Linked DNA regions of Mus musculus: region 2 is linked to region 1. The links are chromatin loops, found by intact Hi-C in ENCODE. Cell type or tissue: heart. All regions are shown on one strand. Each heading gives the region's core, and the rest is flanking DNA. Links, peaks and the distances in the headings are about the cores only. Region 1 has its middle 6.3 kb from the start of Gm40312. Region 2 overlaps Nol10 (nucleolar protein 10).

Region 1 (9,256 bases), core at 664-8,663:
CCTGGAAAGCACACATTAACCTTGAGGAGGGATGAGACCCACTGGCCAATCAAGGTCTCCTGACAGACCAGCCAGTCAGAGAAGGTGGCAGGATCTTCCGAGTGCCTTTCTCCAAGTTCACTGTGGCTGTGCAGGCTTGAATGGTTCTCTGTGTCCTGCTCTGACTCTGCTGTTGGGTGCTGTGAGAGGACCTCAGGGAAGCTCTGAATTCGAGGCATGGTGAGCACAGGGTTACTGCCCACAGTGGGTAGGGGCAGGGTGCTGAGCAGTGGAAGCTGGGGTGGTGAGTCCTCTCTGGGGCTGGATGGGAAGTATAAGCCATATGTGAGCACCTGTGAGGTGTTGCTCCTCACTTGCTCCATCAGGGGCAAGTGATAACTTCCCTATACATGCCCAAATCGTTTGGACCTTAGGCTGTCTTATAGAAACAAGGGTGGTTTCTTTGAGTCTCTAGCATATGACAGGTATAAATCTAATAGGTCTGACTGGTTGGTTTTGTGTCAACTTGACACAATCTGGAATTATCACAAAGGAGCTTCAATTGAGGAAATGCCTCCATGAGATCCAGCTTACAGCATTTTCTCAATTAGTGATCAAGGCGGAAAGGGCCCTTGTTGGTGAGACCATCCCTGGGCTGGTGGACTTGGATTCTCTAAGAGAGCTTCTTGGTTATGATGTTTGTGCAGGAATAGAAACCCTGACTAAGCCAGGTGTGGTGGTGCACGCCTTTAATCCCAGCACTCGGGAGGCAGAGGCAGGCAAATTTCTGAGTTCGAGCCCAGCCTGGTCTACAAAGTGAGTTCCAGGACATCCAGGACTACACAGAGAAACCCTGTCTCGAAAAAACAAAAAACAAGAAACAAAACAAACAAACAAAAAAAGAAACCCTGACTAAAACAAATTGGTATCAGCATATTGTGGTATTCCTGTGAAAACCTGACCATGTTTTGGGGAGCACTGTGTAAGGACTTTGGAAATTTGGGCTAGACGACCCATTCGATGTTATGAACTCTGTGGGATGTTGTGTAGGAGCTTGGAAGATAAAGTTGAGAAAAGTGCAGAAGATGGAAGTCTGGTTGTGACATTTCAGAGGGAAGATTAAAGATTCTTATCTGGGCCATTGCTATTTTGATTGTGAAGATTCTGTGGTTTGGTTAGATGGGGCTGAAGAATCAGCTGTGATTAACAAGGTACCAGAACTACTAAAGCAAGAACTTTGCATTACTGGGACCATTGATGCTGGTTAGCTGGAGCTAAGAAATTAGTGGTGATTAAGAAGAGACCAGCATCATTGAGGTGACATCTTCTGGGAAGTGTTTTCTGAGAGCACAGAGGCTGTGTTCCAGAGATAGCCAAGGTGGTACCTTGTGCTATGGTTGGACTTGTCAATGTGTACGAGTCATCCAGGTGGTAGTGCATTTGAAGGCATGAAGGGGTCATGAAGAGCAGCTGAGTCTTGGCACTGTAAGAGGCCATTGAAGGCCATTGGTGAAGGTACAGCCACAGTTGCAATTGACAGCAGTGTTTTGGAGATGCCAGTACCATGAGAAGACCACCAAGAACAGCAGCAGCAGCAGCAGTGGAGTACAGGCATCTAGAGCCTAGAGGATGAGGTGTGTGCTACAAAGTGCAGAGCTGGGAGAAGTGACTCAAGCCCTTGGAGGAGCCCAGAAGATCATGAGTGGCTCCCAGACATTGGACAGTTGGAATTTGATTTTGCTTTTGATTGTGACTGTGCCCTGATGTTTTTCCCTCTTAAAGGAAGTATTTTAGTAGAGTCCACAGTTAAGAGACTTTGGATTTTAAAAGAGATTGGATATTTTAAAGAGATTGAAATTTTAAGAATTTGCAAAGACTGTGGGATTTTTAAAGTTATTTAGATCTTGGGGATGAATAAGAAAGTAAGGGTTGAGGCTTACTAGTGATGTGCTTGTGTGTCAAGTTGACAAGGGGTCAATTGTATTGGTTGGTTTTGTGTCAACTTGACACAATCTGGTATCACAGAGAAAGGTGCTTCAGTTGAGGAAATGCCTCAACAGTAAGGCGTTTTTTCAATAAGTGATCAAGGGAGAAAGGCCCCTTGTAGGTGAGACCATCCCTGGCCTGGTAGTCTTGGGCTCTATAACAGAGCAGGCTGAGCAAGCCAGGGAAAGCAAACCAAGAAGGAACATCCTTCCATGACCTCTGCATCAGCTCCTGCTTCCTGCCCTGCTTGAGTTCCAGTCCTGACATCCTTAGGTGATCAAAAGCAATGTGGAAGTGTAAGCTGAATAAGCCCTTTTCTCTCCAACTGCTTCTTGGTCATGATGTTTGTGCAGGAATAGAAACCCTGACAAAGATATATACATTATTTGTTTTTGTTTGTCTAGGTTTTGTTAATTTTTTTCAGTTGCAATTTTTCCATATTTCTTTATTTCATATGTTTAGTGATTTGATTATTATTTGGCAAAGGGATTTTAATTTTTTGAAAAATTTCCTTCATGGTTTTATTGAAAAATCATAGTCCTCTGAGCTGATATTCTTCTATACCAATCATTTGTAATTTTTATTCATTTTCAATGCCTGAGATTCTTTCTTCCTTTCCTGTTCTGTGGGTGAACCTCTGTAGTTGTCAATGTACAAGTAATTTCGTGTCCTGCTCTTAGGGACTTAGCAACAGCTTATGTCATTTCCTGCCTCCATCCCCTGTGTCTGTTGTCAAGCGTGCTTTATATACATGGACCACCAGCTATAGCAGCTCTCTATTTTTGTTCCCTGTCTCTGTTCTCTGCACATGCACACTCTCTGTCATCTCTCCCCTCATGGCTCTCTTTCTCCTCCCTGTCTGTGTGCCTGTCTGCAGGTCCTCTTGTGTACTTCTATCCCTTCCCCAGGTTCTCACTCCTCTCCCTTCCCCCAAACAACCTCTTTTGCACTTTATCTGTTGCATGCTTTAATTTCTCAGACCTGCTGTGATGGCATAGCTTGGATTTCTTGGTTGCAATTGTTCCTGGCTGTTACTATCTATGTTGCTATGCTGGTGTGTAGCCATCTCTGTTTGGGTGATTATTGACCTAGGTACTGGCCTCTGGGTTTGTCTTTTTGGGTGGGAGTTTTGTTTCTGTGTTACTGTTTGATGCATGGATTTGAAGATAGTGTTCACTGACAGTTTCCTATTTTACTGACCTGTATGGTGGGTATGGTCAAGAGGGGATGCTTTGTGATATTAAAATCTGGGAGAAGCGACAGGCAGGAACAGAAGATCTTAGTAATCCATAAGGAGACATAGTCAGGAGAGAGGTCAAGCAGCCCATGGTGTGTAATACAATGTTGGAACAACTGGGAAAATTGAATCTGGGGTAAATCAATCAATCATGAAGTTGATCTATGGAAGTTTACCTTGTGTCCTTTCAGGCATGGAATGTGGTTGAACAGGGAGTATCTGCCCAAAGGGGGCTGAGACACAGGGATGAGGCAGGAATGGATGGGCAGGTGGGGATTGTCTATGGTATCTATAGGAGGCTTGCACAGGAGGAGAGGAAATTTCCACTGGGATTCTGTTCCAGTGGTAATGGCAGCTGATATTAGTGTCTGCAGTAACAGTGAGGTAGGTCTTTGGGCAAAGTCTAGTCTACAGACAGGCATGGTTGTGGTTAACCAGGAGTTTCTGTCTATAATCAGGGGCTCAGGAACAGAGATGAGTTTGTAAATCCCAAACAGTTTGCTTTTTGAGAATGTACATTTGTACATTCCAGCAAAAATCCCATGACAAAATCCCCTTATCAACAGCCAGTTAAGGTACATCAGCAGGGTCAAGCTACATAGAGATAACTAAGACCTCCTATAGAAAACAAAAACAAAAACAAAAACAAAACAAAAACAGCTTACCCATCATGCTTGTTAGATTTTTTTTTTTGCTCCCCTTGCTTGGATCCTGCACATTATGCCAGACATACAGTTTTAAAAAATTACAATGCTGATTTGTATGCAAACTCCCCACTCTTGTTGTAACTACAATAAATACTCAAAACCCCTAGATTTGTTCTCTCAGTTTGTACCTAATGGTAGTTTGACTGCTGAGAGTCCTTGTTACTGAGCTCATATAAAAGACCTCTGTGTGTTTGCATTGAAATGGGCTCCATGCTGGTCTTTGTGATTCCTGTGAGTTGGGCATAAAATCTTGCTGCTTAGACTGGAACCCCAAGACCCTCAGGACTCCCAGGTGAAGGGTTGAAAGCCAGCTGTTAGGATGTGTCACTGCTGTTCTTTGTATCCATGACCTGTCTGTCAGAAATGTGTCTGTTTTTTTAAATTTTTCTTGAGTACTTGTGGAGGACATGATCAAAGAGAATATGGAACTCCCATAAAGTGGATATGCTGGAGAGTCATATCCACAAAGGGCTAGGAAGATGTTTCAGGGCCTGTAATAGGAGTGCCCCGTTCTTAATTTCTGGGAAGTTAGAGCAGTCTTGGAATCCTGTTCCATGGCTCATAGCTGCCATCCTGTCTTCATTTTCTCCTCTGTACAAGTGGAGGAATCTGCTGCATAGCCTTTACTGCCCCCTTGTGGCCCTCTATTATGTGTGTGCCACTTTAGTATTGTGTGACTGAGAGAGGAAATGAGACTGTTTCCATCCCAATTGATAGAGTTACTCACCCTCCGCCTTGGGTTAAATCCTTCTTATCAAGAGCACCTGTACCCATTAAGTTGCACTCAACAGAGAGCTCTTTATGACCGCATCCAGGGCAAAATCAGACTCTGCAAAACAGGGTGGAAAGGACAAAGACCTCATTTTTCCCCCCTTCTAAACAACCCTGTTCTCAGTCTATATGTGACTCTGTAGTTTTCAACTTGGAGCTGTCAGTATATGGCAGGCTGTTTTTCATCCCTTCCAGCAAAGTTAGTATATCTTCCTTAGACCAGCAGTCTTATTTCCAGGTCTGTGGGGCAATCTACTCCTCTATTCACCTTCCAGCTGTTTGGCCACCTCTTTGGTCTCCCTGGCCTGGGAATCCAGGGTTAAGGACACCTCACCACAGGGCAGTGCAGCCTCTCTTCTCCCTATTCTACTGTATCCTTCCATGCTCTGAGCCAGGACCCCTTCCCATTTTATCCTGGCTCAGACACTACTCCAACTCCCTGATGTGGTGGCACGGGTCCTGTAATGATATGGTTAGATCATTGGTTTTGGGTTTTTACAACTGCCTCACTTATTATTGTCTCTGTGTCATAGTTGTTTTAACTCAACATTTCAGACTACAGTCATCTGAAGAAGCCTCAGTTGCAGGTGTGCCCTCATCAGAATGGTTGGTTTCTAGGTCTCTGAGAGATAGTGTTGATAATTGATATAGGAAGACTCTTCCATGAAGGGTGGCAATATTGGGAAGCAAGTGGTCGTGGTTTGGATGAGAGAGCTAGGTGAGCATGAGAGAGTGACCAAGCAAGAAAGCAAGGCAGGAAGTAGTGTTTGTCAAACATTTTTGCCTTCATTTTCTAGCTTCAGTTTCTAGTCTGAGCTCCCAGTATGGTGGGCTGTGATCTGACAGAATCATGTAAAACAAACATTTACTACCTGAGATGCTTCTGCTCAGAGGAAACCATCTCAGCAGCAGAGTAGCAAGGTAGAACAACAACAACAACAAAAGCAACAGCAACAACAGCAATTGTTTCAAAAGCTGATTTTGCTGCTAGACAGAATCTCTGGTCTCTTTTGAAGGAATATGGAAAATATCAGAAATTGAGATGGCAAAAGTCATAGAAAGCTGTACATGGAGTTTAATCGGTTCTTCCCGTAGGGTCTGGAAGATTGGAGTGTTGACAGTAATGCAGCCACACGAAGTTGAGGTCATACTATTTCAGTGGAAAATAGACTGTGAAAACTTTAGGGAGAGGTCATTTGTGTGGTATCTTGGTCCCCCCCCAAAAAAAACCAAAAAACTTTTGTACTTGGATTATGCCCTGAATTATTGAGTAGGGCAAACGTTAAAAATTATTGGCTGATTTATATATTTTTATTCTATTGATATGTATTTGTTCACTCTTCCTATTTCTTTATTCAATTTACATTCTAATTGTTACACCCACCCCATTCCACCTTCCACAGTCCCTCATCACTGACTCCCTTTTCTCTCCCCAGGCAGGGTGGGAACCACTTGAGTATCCCCAACTATGGCATGTCAAGTCTGCAGAGTTAGGCACATCCTTTCCTACTGAGGTCAGAAATGGCAGCCCAGTTAGGGAAATAGTTTGCACAGACAGGAACAACTTAAGGGAAATGTCCTGCTCTGGATGTTGGGGACCCCATGAAGACTGAGCAGCATATCCACTACATATATGGTGGGGGCCTCCATCCCAGCCTGTGTGTGCTCTTTGGTTGGTGGCTCCATCTCTGAGAGTCTCCTAGGTTCTGGGTTAGTTGACTCAGAGGGTCTTCTCATGGCCTTCCTATTCCTTCAGAGGCTGTCAATTCTTTCCCCAACTCTTTTAAAATACTCCCTGAGCCCTGTCCAACGTTAGGCTGTGGGTTTCTGCATATGTTTCAGTCAGATGCTGGATGGAGACGCTCAGAGGACAATGATGCTAAGCTACTATCTGCAAGTATAACAAATTATCCTCAGTAATGCCAGCCTCAGTGCTTGCCCATGGGATGGGTTACCAGTTGGTCAGGGTATAGTTTGGCCATTCCTAAACTCTTCTCAATGATAAAAGAATCTCTGGTGGAATCACCACGGCTGACCTAAAGCTGTACTACAGAGCAATTGTGATAAAAACTGCATGGTACTGGTATAGCAACAGACATGTAGACCAATGGAATAGAATTGAAGACCCAGAAATGAACCCACACACCTACGGTCACTTGATCTTGGCAAGGGAGCTAAATCTATCCAGTGGAAAAAAGGCAGCATTTTTCACCAAATGGTGCTGGCACAACTGGCGATTATCATGTAGAAGAATGGAAATTGATCCATTCTTATCTCCTTGTACTAAGGTCAAGTCTAAGTGGGTCAAGGAACTCCATATAAAACCGGAGACACTGAAACTTATAGAGGAAAAAGTGGGGAAAAGCCTCGAAGATATGGGCACAGGGGAAAAAATTCCTGAATAGAACAGCAATGGCTTGTGCTGTAAGATCGAGGATTGACAAATGGGACCTCATAGAATTACAAAGCTTCTGTAAGGAAAAGATACTGTCAATAAGACAAAAAGGCCACCAACAGATTGGGAAAGGATCTTTACCAATCCTAAATCAGATAGGGGACTAATATCCAATATATATAAAGAACTCAAGAAGATAGACTCCAGAAAACCAAATAACCCCATTTAAAAATGGGGCACAGAGCTAAACAAAGAATTCTCACCTGAGGAATACCGAATGGCTGAGAAGCACCTGAAAAAATGTTCAGCACCCTTAATCATCAGGGAAATGCAACTCAGTCTCTGTTTCAAATTTGTGCCTGCGTTTCTTGCAGACAGGACAAATTGTGGGTGGAAAGGTTTTTGGTTCTGTTCGTGTACTTAACTCTCCACTGGGGTTTCTGCCTGACTGCAAGATGTCACCTGTTCATGGTCCATAACTCAATGCTATATATCTCAGCTAAGATCACCTCATTAGCCCCCTTTGTGCCCTCCCATTCCTAGTCTCAGGCCCATTCTAGAGATGCCCTCCCCAGCCACTCCCCCTCTGCCAGCTGCAGATTTCAATTAATTTTCCTGGCTCTCTGGCCCTCCCTTGTCTCTTACTATACCTGTTCCTAACACTCCCCTTCCCCTTTCTTATCTACTCTCCCATCCAGTTCTCTCTCTTCCTTCTGCCTCTGTGAGGAGCAGGTGTGGTAGCAGTCCCAAGATGGCACCCAGGACTGCAGCTAAGTCTTATGACTTGCACCTGACTTCCTCATACACCCGAAAATAAGCCACGACCATCGTGAGAGCTGCGCAGGTGCACCATGATGCTGGCGGTGTAAACAAGTCCATATTTGGTGGAGACATGCCCCTGCAGCCCTGATTGGCTGAAGCTGCGTGCCTGGTGAGGTGGCGTGGCCTGTCGTGAGTGGATGGGGGCTGAGAGTATATAAGCAGATCTCCCTGGGTGCCCAGGGTCCCTGTAGCAGCATCGAGGCGTTCCTGCAATAAAGGCTGTTGAGAAGAATCCGACCGACCGTGTTGTATCTTCCTTGCCGGCCGAGGTGGGTGCAGCATGCCTCCTCTGACTCTATTATTCCCCCTTCTGAGTGAGATTCAACCATGCTCATTTGGGCCTTTCTTCTTGTTTAGTGTCTTTCAGTCTATGAAGTGCAGTGTGGGTATCCTGTACTTATGGTTATTATTCACTTGTAAGTGAGTATGTACATGCATGTCCTTTTGGGCCTGAGTTACCTCATTCCAGATATTAGTTTCTAATTGTACCCATTTCTCTGCAAAATTCATGATGTCCTTGTTTTTAATACCTGAATAGTATTCCATTTTGTAAATGAAACACGGTTTTGTTTGTTTGTTTGTTTTTGGTGGTTTTGGTTTGGTTTTATTGTTTGTTTGTTGTTGTTGTTTTTCTTTCGAGACAGGGTTTCTCTGTGTAGCCCTGGCTGTCCTGGAACTCACTCTGTAGACCAGGCTGGCCTCGAACTCAGAAATCCACCTGCCTCTTGAAACACATTAACTTTTATAAATAAAGTGGCTATGAACTTCGTGGAGCAAATGCCCTTGTGGGTATGCGCCTATGAAGGTACCCTAAGTGTAGCACTTCCTCCTGCTTGTATGTTTTAAATTAATGGGAGGAGTATTCAAAGTGTTTCCTCATCCCAGGATGGAGCCTTAAACAAAACCTGCTGCAAATGTGATCCAAGCGAGGTAGGGTCCGTTAATTTAGGAGCCAAACTTCACAGGATCATCCATATCGTGCTGCTTCTAGAAACTGAAAGATGAAAATACCATGGTCATGGATTCTTCTATGGTTTCAGTTTAGCACCACTCCAGCCATTTTTTGACAGAGTCAGGATCCCAGGGAAGACTTTGTTTGAGTTCCTTGCATTTAAGTGGTGAAGTTGATGCTTGAGTTGCATTTTGTGACCACAGGTTGTTGAGAAAACAAACACATTGAGAAATCTGCCATGGAGAGATGCTTACAGGGAGATGAAGTACCCAAACTGAGAGATGTATGAGAAGTTACAGGAAGAGCACCATCTATGCCTTTAGGAATTGAAGTCCAATGTGTTTGAGACAAAGCTATAGGATTTGGTGTTTGCCCTGCTGTTTTTCTTGCCTTTGTCCAATCTTCTC
Region 2 (9,256 bases), core at 662-8,661, 440 kb before region 1:
CTGGGATCCAAGAGTAAGAAAAAGGGTTGGCGTGTTAGACTGTGCATTAAATAGTGTCACAGCAGATTCAGAGTAAGTAGCAATCAATTTGCAGTATAAGTGTCAGTCAACCTTCTGATTTAAGTCAGCGTGTCAGTGTGAAATTAATTGCCAAAGGATGAACTCTTTCTGACTCACATCTGAGACTGGTGTCGGGCATTGTTGTCCTATAAAGCTGTGGGTAAGCCAGGGAGATTCCTTCTCTCCAGTACTTCTCAGAGCAGCGTGGGATTTTAGTTTTCATTCCCCCAGGATTGGTGACTGGGCAGGCGTGTGCTTTGAATGCTATGTTGAAGGAAGCAAAGGGTGACGTTTTCTTTTTTTTTCTTGTTCTTATTGGTCTACACTTAAACATTTAGAGAGTAATACATACTTGGAGAGGAAAAACATGTGACACAGGTAGCAGCTTGAGTCAAGTAAGAACGAGTCTTTGTCATCCACTCACCAGCATGGGCTGGCACAGGTTGGCACCCCTGCCCAGGTGCTGGCTGTAGGCAGACCACCCTCAGGCAGGCCTTTGCTCCAGGCTTATCTGTTCAGAAAAGCCTTTCTCTGGGCACTGCTTCTCCAGCACATCCCGTGTACTTCAGGGAGAGTTTATATACTTCATGTTGGAGGGTAAAGCGTCTGATGGTAACAGGCTGCAATGACACTAAGGACCCTAAAATTTAGTGCATGATTTCCTTTAGGGTAGGAACTCATAACTCCTTTGAAAAGATGTTTACATGGACCATCTTTGATTAAAAATAATAAAGAATGGCTCAGCTGCTGCAGCTCAGTAGGAGAGTGCCTGTGGAGTATGCAAGGCTGCAGGGTCAACCTTCACTATTACAGGAGCAGCAAGCCAGTGTATAACGAACTAATGATACCTCTTTCTAATACATAAATCTTACTCTGTATTAAGAAGTAAACTTGCGTGTTTGTTTTAAACTGCTACATTTAAAGTGACAATAGAGACATTCATTTTTCTTGATTGCTTTGGGGTTTATTTTAAAATGATAATCAACTTCACTAATCATGGCATGGTGTAGAGGATATTAAGAAACTTTAAGCTAGGAAGTTCACTTCCACATAGAATAAACTAATGCAAAAAATGCATATTAAAGGTTTTTTGTTTTTGTATAAGGTGTGCGCCTGTGCATGGGTGCAGATGCCTAAAAAGGCCAGAGGGGGCCACTGCATCCCCTAGAAGCAGAGCTTGAGTTACAGGCAGTTGTGAGCAGCTTGTGTGGGTGCTGGGAACCTAATTCTGCTCCCCTCAGAGCAGTTTGTGCTTTCCCTCAGAGCCAGCTCTTCAGTTGCCACATTGTTTTAACCCATCAGTGTTAAAAAAGAAATCAGGAAATATACTAAGAACAAAATACTAAAGTTACTCATTCTAATTTTCTCTCACTCTTAAGCATTGATTTGTCTTTGAATTATGTCAAGATGTGTGCTCTGAGTTCCGTGTGCCCTTAGCATCACAACCTGACTTTGTTTCTCTTTGTTGTTGTTGTTTCTTGTTTTTCTCTTATGAAATAGTCTCACTCCAGCACTGCCTGGCATAGAACTCTGTATACACTGTGCTGGCCTCAAATCACAGAGATCCACCTACCTCTGCCTCCTGATGCTTGGATCAAAGTTGTGTGCCTAATGACTTGAGTTCAGTCTCTGGATCCCCCAGAGGTGGAAAGAAAGAACCAGTTTCACAGAGTTGTCCTCTGACCTCTGGGTACATCCCTGCGTGTGTTCGCCCAATCCTCCTTTTGTTTTTAAGATTTATTTATTTATTTATTTAATGAATGTATGGGAGTACACTGTAGCTGTCTTCAGCCACACCAGAAGAGGGCATCTGATCCCATTACAAATGGTTGTGAGCCACCATGTGGTTGCTGGGAATTGAACTCAGTACCTCTGGAAGAGCAGTCTGTGCTCTTAACTGCTGAAACATCTCTCCAGCCCGCTTTGTTTTGTTTTAAAGCAAACAGATGTGTAGTAGTCACTGATAATACATCTCAAGGCTATTTCCAGCATAAGTGCAGTGACTATAGGAGATGGGATACTACACAGTATTAAGGACAAGGATGGAAAAAGGCCATCTTCACTTTGGTCTTTAGAAGTAATGGGAGTACTGTTTTTTTCTGTTTATGATTTTTTGAGACAGTGTTTCTGTGTATCCCTGGCTGTCCTTGAACTCACTGTGTAGACCAGACTGGCCTTGAGCTGGGAGATTGCCCTCTTCTGTCTGTGCTGGGATTAAAAGTGTGCTCCTCATTTGTATATGGTTGAAATATTGGAATTTGGGGTTTTTTTTTTTAATGAAAATTGATTCACATTTTGTACTGATTTTTTTGTTGTTGTTGTTGTTCTTTAGAGGTAAGGAATTTTCAGCTGTTGTGATAAAATATTTTGAAAATAATTATATTTAGTATAACAAAAGACACTAAGCAGTATCCGAAACAGAAAGAATAGCAGAGACCCACCTGCTGTGTAGCAGAATTTGGCCAACCAGAGCCTCTGGGAACATATCCAATGTTTGTAGTTCAGTGGTTATTTCCCAAGCATCTAGAACTGAGTTTTTGGGTTCCTGCTAAATTGTTTTACAGAAAACCTAATATAAATATAAGCATCTACCACCTTATTGAGTGGCCACTGTCTCCTTGTCCTCAGCTGAGGCTCCTCCCCAGCATGTCCTCACCATTCTTTCCTTTTCCTCCTCCTCCTTTTCTTCTTCTTTCTCTTCTTCCTCCTTCTCTCCCTCTTCCTCCTTTCTTTTCAGTTTATTACATTTGTTTGATTGACTGATTTTGCACGGGCAGGGCACACCCATGCATGTAGAGGTCAGAGCACAGCTTTGAAGTGAGTCTTCTTCCCTTCTCCCTGTGGGTCCAGTTGTCAGGCTTGGGAGCAGGTGCCCCATGGTTGGCTTCACTGAGCCCTCTGTCTAGCTACTGTTAGTTCTTGAGCTAGGCTCTCCCCCGTCCATGTGGGCTGTTAACTCCTGGGTCTGAGGGAGTCTCCTGGGTATCTGGTATATAGTAGACACACAGACACCTCTCCCGATTTATTGTTATTAGAAAGAACAGAGGTAGCAGTTAACTAGAGCTACCTGACTGCTTCACAGGTAGTGATTTTTTTTCTCTTTTTATATTAAAACATAAGTGTCAGGCTGCCTTCAGACTTCCTGCGTGGCTGAGAATGGCCTTGCACTCCTAATGCTTTTCCTCCCAAATGCTGGGACTGATTGCAGCACCCTACCCCTACCTTAGTACTGGATGTTTATTTACCAGAGACTTTGGTGAGCTCTTTATGTACAGAAAGTGACGTCTTGTTAGGTACTTTAATTGTATGTGTTTTATGAAAGAAAACTCTCCATCAATGACATACTCATTGTTCAGCTTTTGAGAATTTTGTTTCAGAAGTATGTTAGTGTAGGGAAGGGTATATAAATACCCATTTTTAGATATATACCTTTCAGTGAGAAAGAAAAACATACAGTTGTCATAGAGTTTTATTAAATTCTTATAACATTTTTTTTGTTTTGTTTTTGTTTTTCGAGTCAGGGTTTCTCTGTATAGCCCTGGCTGTCCTGGAACTCACTCTGTAGACCAGGCTGGCCTCGAACTCAGAAATCCGCCTGCCTCTGCCTCCCGAGTGCTGGGATTAAAGGTGTGCACCACCACGCCCGGCTCTTATAACATTTTTATAAAAGGACAATGACCATGACCATATGTGTTTATTGTCATCAGAAGAACATCCAGAGGCATAAGAAAATGTTAAAGATTGCTGGTTTTTCTTCTGCTGATTTTTTCAAGTGATCTTATTGTATTGTATTGTATTTTTTAAAGATTTATTTATTTTTAATTACGTATGTCTGTTTGTGTCTGCACATAAGTACAGTACCCATGAAACCCAGAAGAGCGGGTTGGGTCCTCGGGAACTAGAGTTATGGATGGGTTCTTGGAATCAAACCCTGGTCCTCTAAAGAGCAGCCAGTGTTTTTAACCTCTGAGCCATCTCCCTAGCCCCTGTATTTTTCTTTTTAATTTAGCTTTATGCTTTTCCTACAAACCTTGTAGCTTGTCACTTGTGTTATTTAGTAAATTTAGTAATTTTAGTAAAGCTAGAAGTACTGGATAGAGCAGGCTGTCTTTCTTTTCCATGATTGACTGTCTGCCTGAGAAAGTCAGCAGACTTGCCTGGAAGCCAGGGAGAATTAATAGGAGAGTTACAGGAGCTGGTTAGGAAATGAATGTGCAGAAGTCAGTGAATTTGGTATCTTAGCAATTCCCCAGAAGGAGGAGGAGGAGGTGGCAGAAAAGTTCTCATAACATAAACTACAATTATTGAAGGAGTCATTAACCTGTCTGAAGAAAGTGATAAAATTGCCTTATGAAATAAGCCTGGGAGGAGTAGGAAGATAATTCTGTATGAACAGGTATTCTGAAGTTCATTTTGAAGAGTAGGTGATGGAGTCTGAGGAGCAGCAGCCTCCTCTCCAGCCGCTGCTCAGTGCAGCACCAGGCTAAGGCTGTAGGTGGCAGGAGAGGCTTGCTAGTGCTCCGGGCATGGTCTGGCCTTGAAGGGCTGGGTGCAGAGCTGGTTTCTACTTGTTGTTGCGGGACATGATCTCACTGTGTAGTGTACCTCAGCCTCCTGAGTGCAGGGATTGCAGGCAGGCATCAGCACAGCCAGCTCTGGTCTACTTCTGACCTAATCTCTTTTTTCTACCTTAATGTTTTGGCGCTCGTGTCTGTAGCTGGTGCATGAGAAGCACGTATAGAATTGTAGCCGTACCTTTTGTTCTTCAGTACCATCGAGATTTAGGTCTTAGGCTTTTATTTTAGATGAATGAGGTTGATCTATTTTATTTTTAAAACGATTTGAAATTTTGAATATGTGTGTGTGCCCATGAGTGCAGGTGCCTGCAGAGAGCAAAGGTGTCAGATCTCCTGAGCTGGAGTTATAGGTAGTTGTGAGCCACCTGACTTGGATGCTGGCTGGAATTCAAATTTGAGTTCGTTGCAGAAGCAGTGCATGTTGTTAACAACTGAGCTCTCTCTCCTGCCTTGGTGAAGTTGGTTTTACATCAGAAGTAAGCATACCCACCCATATCCCAAGATAAATTGTTTCTCTGAGAATGATAGGGATGTTTGAGGGCTGGGAAGATGGCTCATTCAATAAAGTGCTAGCTGTGAAAGACATGACTTAGTTTAGATCCCCAGCATCCATATAAACCAGTCACTAATCTCAGATCTGGAGAGATGGAGACAGGAAGGTCCCTGGGAGTCCCTGACCAGCAAACTCCAGAATCACTGAACATTCTATTCCAAAGCACACATGGATCGCAGATATCTGATGTTGACCCCTGGTGCCCCTGCACACACACGGACACACACACACACACACACACACACACACACACACACACACACGGACACACACACACACACGGACACACAGAGGGAGAGAGAGAGAGAGAGAGAAAGATATCCTGGAGAAGTTTCTGAAAACAGTGTTCTATTATCTGAATAGAATGGAAGATGAAGGTGGGTTATGGGATTACATTTGTATGGGAAATGTCTTTTTTATTATGAAAGTTTGGATAGAGTTATAAACAAATAGCTGGTAACATGATTTTCCTTGTTAGATTTGAAGTGAGGACAAACACTTGCTTTTCAGGATAAACAGCTTACCCACCATCTCTGCATTGAAGTTTAATGGAGCCTTGAGCATGGCAGTTGGAACATCCACAGGGCAGGTAAATGTCACATGTGAGCATGTGAGCCAGTATTTTGGATGTGTATTGGAAGGCACTTGGATAGTGAGTGAGGCCGGAGTGGAGAGGTGCTCCAGACTACTAGGTCCTTTTAGCACCTCGGAAGATCGGTCTAGTCCTTTGATGTTAGAGTTGAATCGAGGTAGTCTTCAGACATTCCTGATAGGGGTTTGGAACAGTATTTTTTAGAGTGTGTGGCCCAAATTTGGGATTCTAACAGCTTTCTACTCTTGGAGAGTCACAGTGGATTTAAGTACATATTTTGAAGACCCTGGGAATCCTGCAAGTAAGAATTGTGTTCACTAAATATTTCCAAGATGTGTGCATGCAAAGAGCCTTTTTTTTTCTTTTTCTTTTGAGACGGTCTTGACATACAATGCTAGCTGGCCTAGAATTCTGTGTAGAAGAGGCTGGCCTTGAACTCACAGAGATCTGCCTGTCTCTGCCTCCCAAAGGCATGTGCCACAATGCTTACTCAAGGTCACTTGTTGCAGCAGCACCTGCTGTGTCCTAGGCCACAGATTTGCTAATTAATTAGCAAGCAAAACATTCTTATGAATATCTGTCCCTTTCTTAGTATAGATCAGTAATTATCAAATTAGTGGATCTAAAAACTACTCCCAGGGTTAAAGTCATAAAACTTCCAAGAGCTGACTTTAGTGTTAGGCTCTGACTAAGTGTGTTTGTCATGTTCATAGAAGGTTATGAAATAGGTGGCAGTCATTATTCCAACTTTTTTGTTTTTTGTTTTTCTTCATGTGTATGTTTGTGTATGAGGAGGGGAGGGGTCTCTTATACCCCATGATGGCTTCATACTTGATATGTAGCCAAGAATGACTTTGAATTCCTGATTTTCTTGCCTCCATAATCCCAAGTGCTGAGACTACTGGCATGTGCCACCATGGCTGGTTTTGCTGGGCTGGGGAATGGACTTGGGGCTTTGTGGGTACTGGGTCAGTACTCTAGTAGCTGAGCTGCCTCCCCAGTTCCCATTACTCTGAGTATTAAATGTGTAGTTTGGAAATGGCTTGTTTGACTAGAATTAACTTTTCTCTTCTAGGTGTTGTTATATGATCTTCGCTCGGATAAGCCGTTGCTAGTTAAGGATCACCAGTATGGGCTGCCGATTAAGTCAGTTCATTTCCAGGATTCCCTAGATTTGGTTTTGTCTGCAGACTCTAGAATTGTCAAAATGTGGAACAAGGACTCCGTACGTACTTTCTGCTGCAGTTGCTCTCTGTTTTCCTTGCCTGTTCCCAGTGCTTCTTTTTTTCTGTGTGCTTTGGCAGCTCCTGTGGGTCCTTGAGAAGGGGGTGCTGAGCAGCCATCTGGGAACCAGCATATCAGTCACTTTAGGTCAGGGTGTGTCTGTGCTGGGGCAAAGCTGACCTGCGCTGGCTTCAGTTACGGAGCATCCTGATTTACGTGCACTTGTGCATGAGGAGGGCTTGGACTCGGGTCATCAGGCTGGTGGTTAGGGCTTTTATCCCCTGAGCCTAGTTGCCAGGCCCCTGGCACACATTTTATTGGACACGTGTTAGATGGAGAGAAAGTCACTGTGAAATAGAATCTGCCTCTGAAGAGCCTTTTGGTCCTGCCCCTACCATCTTGATTTTATTTTATTACTACTGCCTGTGAGAATGGCTATGTGCCATAATGCACATGGAGGTCAGAGGACAACTTGGATATTACTCTTCCACCATGGGTTCCAGGGTTGAATTCAGGTGGCACAGCAAACACTTTGACCTGCTGAGCCAGCTTGCTGGCTCCATCCTGAGACCTTTCAGCTCACTGACTACCCCAGCAGAGTTCTGGGAGCTGCTGATTTTCTTCCATTCTAGAGTCAGTGCATGTCCCAGATTCATACCCTGTCCCCATCTCAAACAAGCAGGGTCTAGAAATAGTAAGGACATAGTAATTTTGTGTATTGGTCAGTCTGTCTGTCTGCCTTTCTCTGGTGGTAATTCTAGGGATTGAACCCAGGTCCTTGTGTGTGCTTAGCCAGTGCTGTACCACTGGGTTACATCCTTAATGTTCTTTGTACTTTTTATTTCAAGAGAGGGCTTCAGTCAGTTACCCAAGTTGACCTTGAACTCACCCTACCCTAGGCAGACCTTCAGCTTGTGATCCTCCTGCCTCAGTCTCCCCAGTTGGTAGTATTACATGCCTGTGCTTCAAGGCCTGGCTAACTTTGTTTCATTTTTTTTCAAGTAGTGTTTTCTTAAGAATATTTTAGTGTTTCCTCCAACTACAAATGTTATTTTAAAAGTACTGTTTGGATTGCTGATTTTAGTCTGCCTTCTGCTTTCACTTCATGTATGTAAAGATTTTTTTTTTAAAGATTTATTTATTTATTTATTTGCTTTCTTTATATGAGTACACTGTAGCTGTCTATAGACACACCAGAAGAGGGATCCCATTACAGATGGTTGTGAGCCACCATGTGGTTGCTAGGAATTAAACTCAGGACCTCTGGAAGAGCAGTCAGTGCTCTTAACCACTGAGCCATCTTTCCATCCTCCACCTCCCCCCCAACCCCCAGTTGTTTTGTTTGGTTTTAAGACGAGGTTTTATGTAGCTCAGGATAGCATCAGATTTGCTGTGGGTCCCACCGTGCCTGGACTCTTTTTTTTTTTTTTTTTTTTTTTTTTTTTTAAATTTGAGTATTAGCTGGACGTGATGGCTCACCCCTGACATCTCAGTACTTAGGAACAGAGGTAGAAGATCAATTCAAGTTCAAGGCTAGCCTGGGCTACAGTGAGACTTGTCTCAAAACCATTTTGAGAGGACTGAAAGTAACTTTATTACGTTAATAAAATAAATTCAGTACAGCAAATTACTTCTCTTACTCTCTTTTAAAGATGGAAAAAAAAACAGTTTTATTCATGTGTAAGTGTGTATCTTTGTGTTTGCTACATTGTTTAGGTGACCTCCTGGGAGCAGGAATTACAGGCATTTTGTGAATTGCCTTAACCAGGGTGGCGTGAACTGAACTCAGGTCCTTTGGAAGAGCAATAAGTGCTTTTAACTGCCGAGCCATCTCTTTAGCCTTACAAACTCTTAATAATTTTGATTTCAATAAACACATTAATTCTAAAGGCTAAAGAGTGAAGGTAAAAACAGTTCTGAGAAGACGCTGAGCAGAAGGCCTATGCCCTCCTCACTCACTGCCTGGAGTGGGTACCGGGTTCTACAGGCACCTGCTGTGTTTGGTGTGGATAATGGTGGGTCAGGCACAGTCCAGCCACCTGTCACTTTGGCTTTTCTAGCCAGTACTTTTGAGTTTTTTAAATTTTGCATTTTGGGGCTAGAAAGATGGCTCAGTGGTTGAGAGCATTGACTGCTCCTGCAAGACCCAGGTTCAATTCTCAGCATCCACATGACAGCTCACAACTTTTTGTAACTTAGCTCTCAGAGGCGCAGACGCCCTCTTCTGGACTTTCCAGGCACTGCATGCAC

Evidence for each region. A loop is a pair of places that touch in the nucleus more often than their neighbours do. Peaks named below come from ENCODE experiments on the same cell type or tissue, not always from the same donor. Only the 100,000 strongest peaks of a DNase experiment are listed, where the experiment ranks them.
Region 2: it touches region 1 in a loop (10-fold over the local background); 22 of 42 quality-filtered maps call a loop at or near these places.

Annotation. Positions count from the first base shown.
Region 1 is chr12:17,804,263-17,813,518 of GRCm38, forward strand. No RefSeq gene overlaps it. Among named protein-coding and RNA genes, the nearest start is that of Gm40312, 6.3 kb to the right of the region's middle. In heart, for the core only: a CTCF peak has its summit at 4,541 (motif pointing left); no DNase peak of the experiment used is centred there.
Region 2 is chr12:17,362,609-17,371,864 of GRCm38, forward strand. Nol10 (nucleolar protein 10) reads left to right here. Exons shown (of 21, transcript NM_001008421.1): 9 at 1-72; 10 at 5,701-5,779; 11 at 6,858-7,007. Among named protein-coding and RNA genes, the nearest start is that of Mir3066, 12 kb to the left of the region's middle. In heart, for the core only: a CTCF peak has its summit at 4,544; a DNase peak (open chromatin) is centred at 4,563.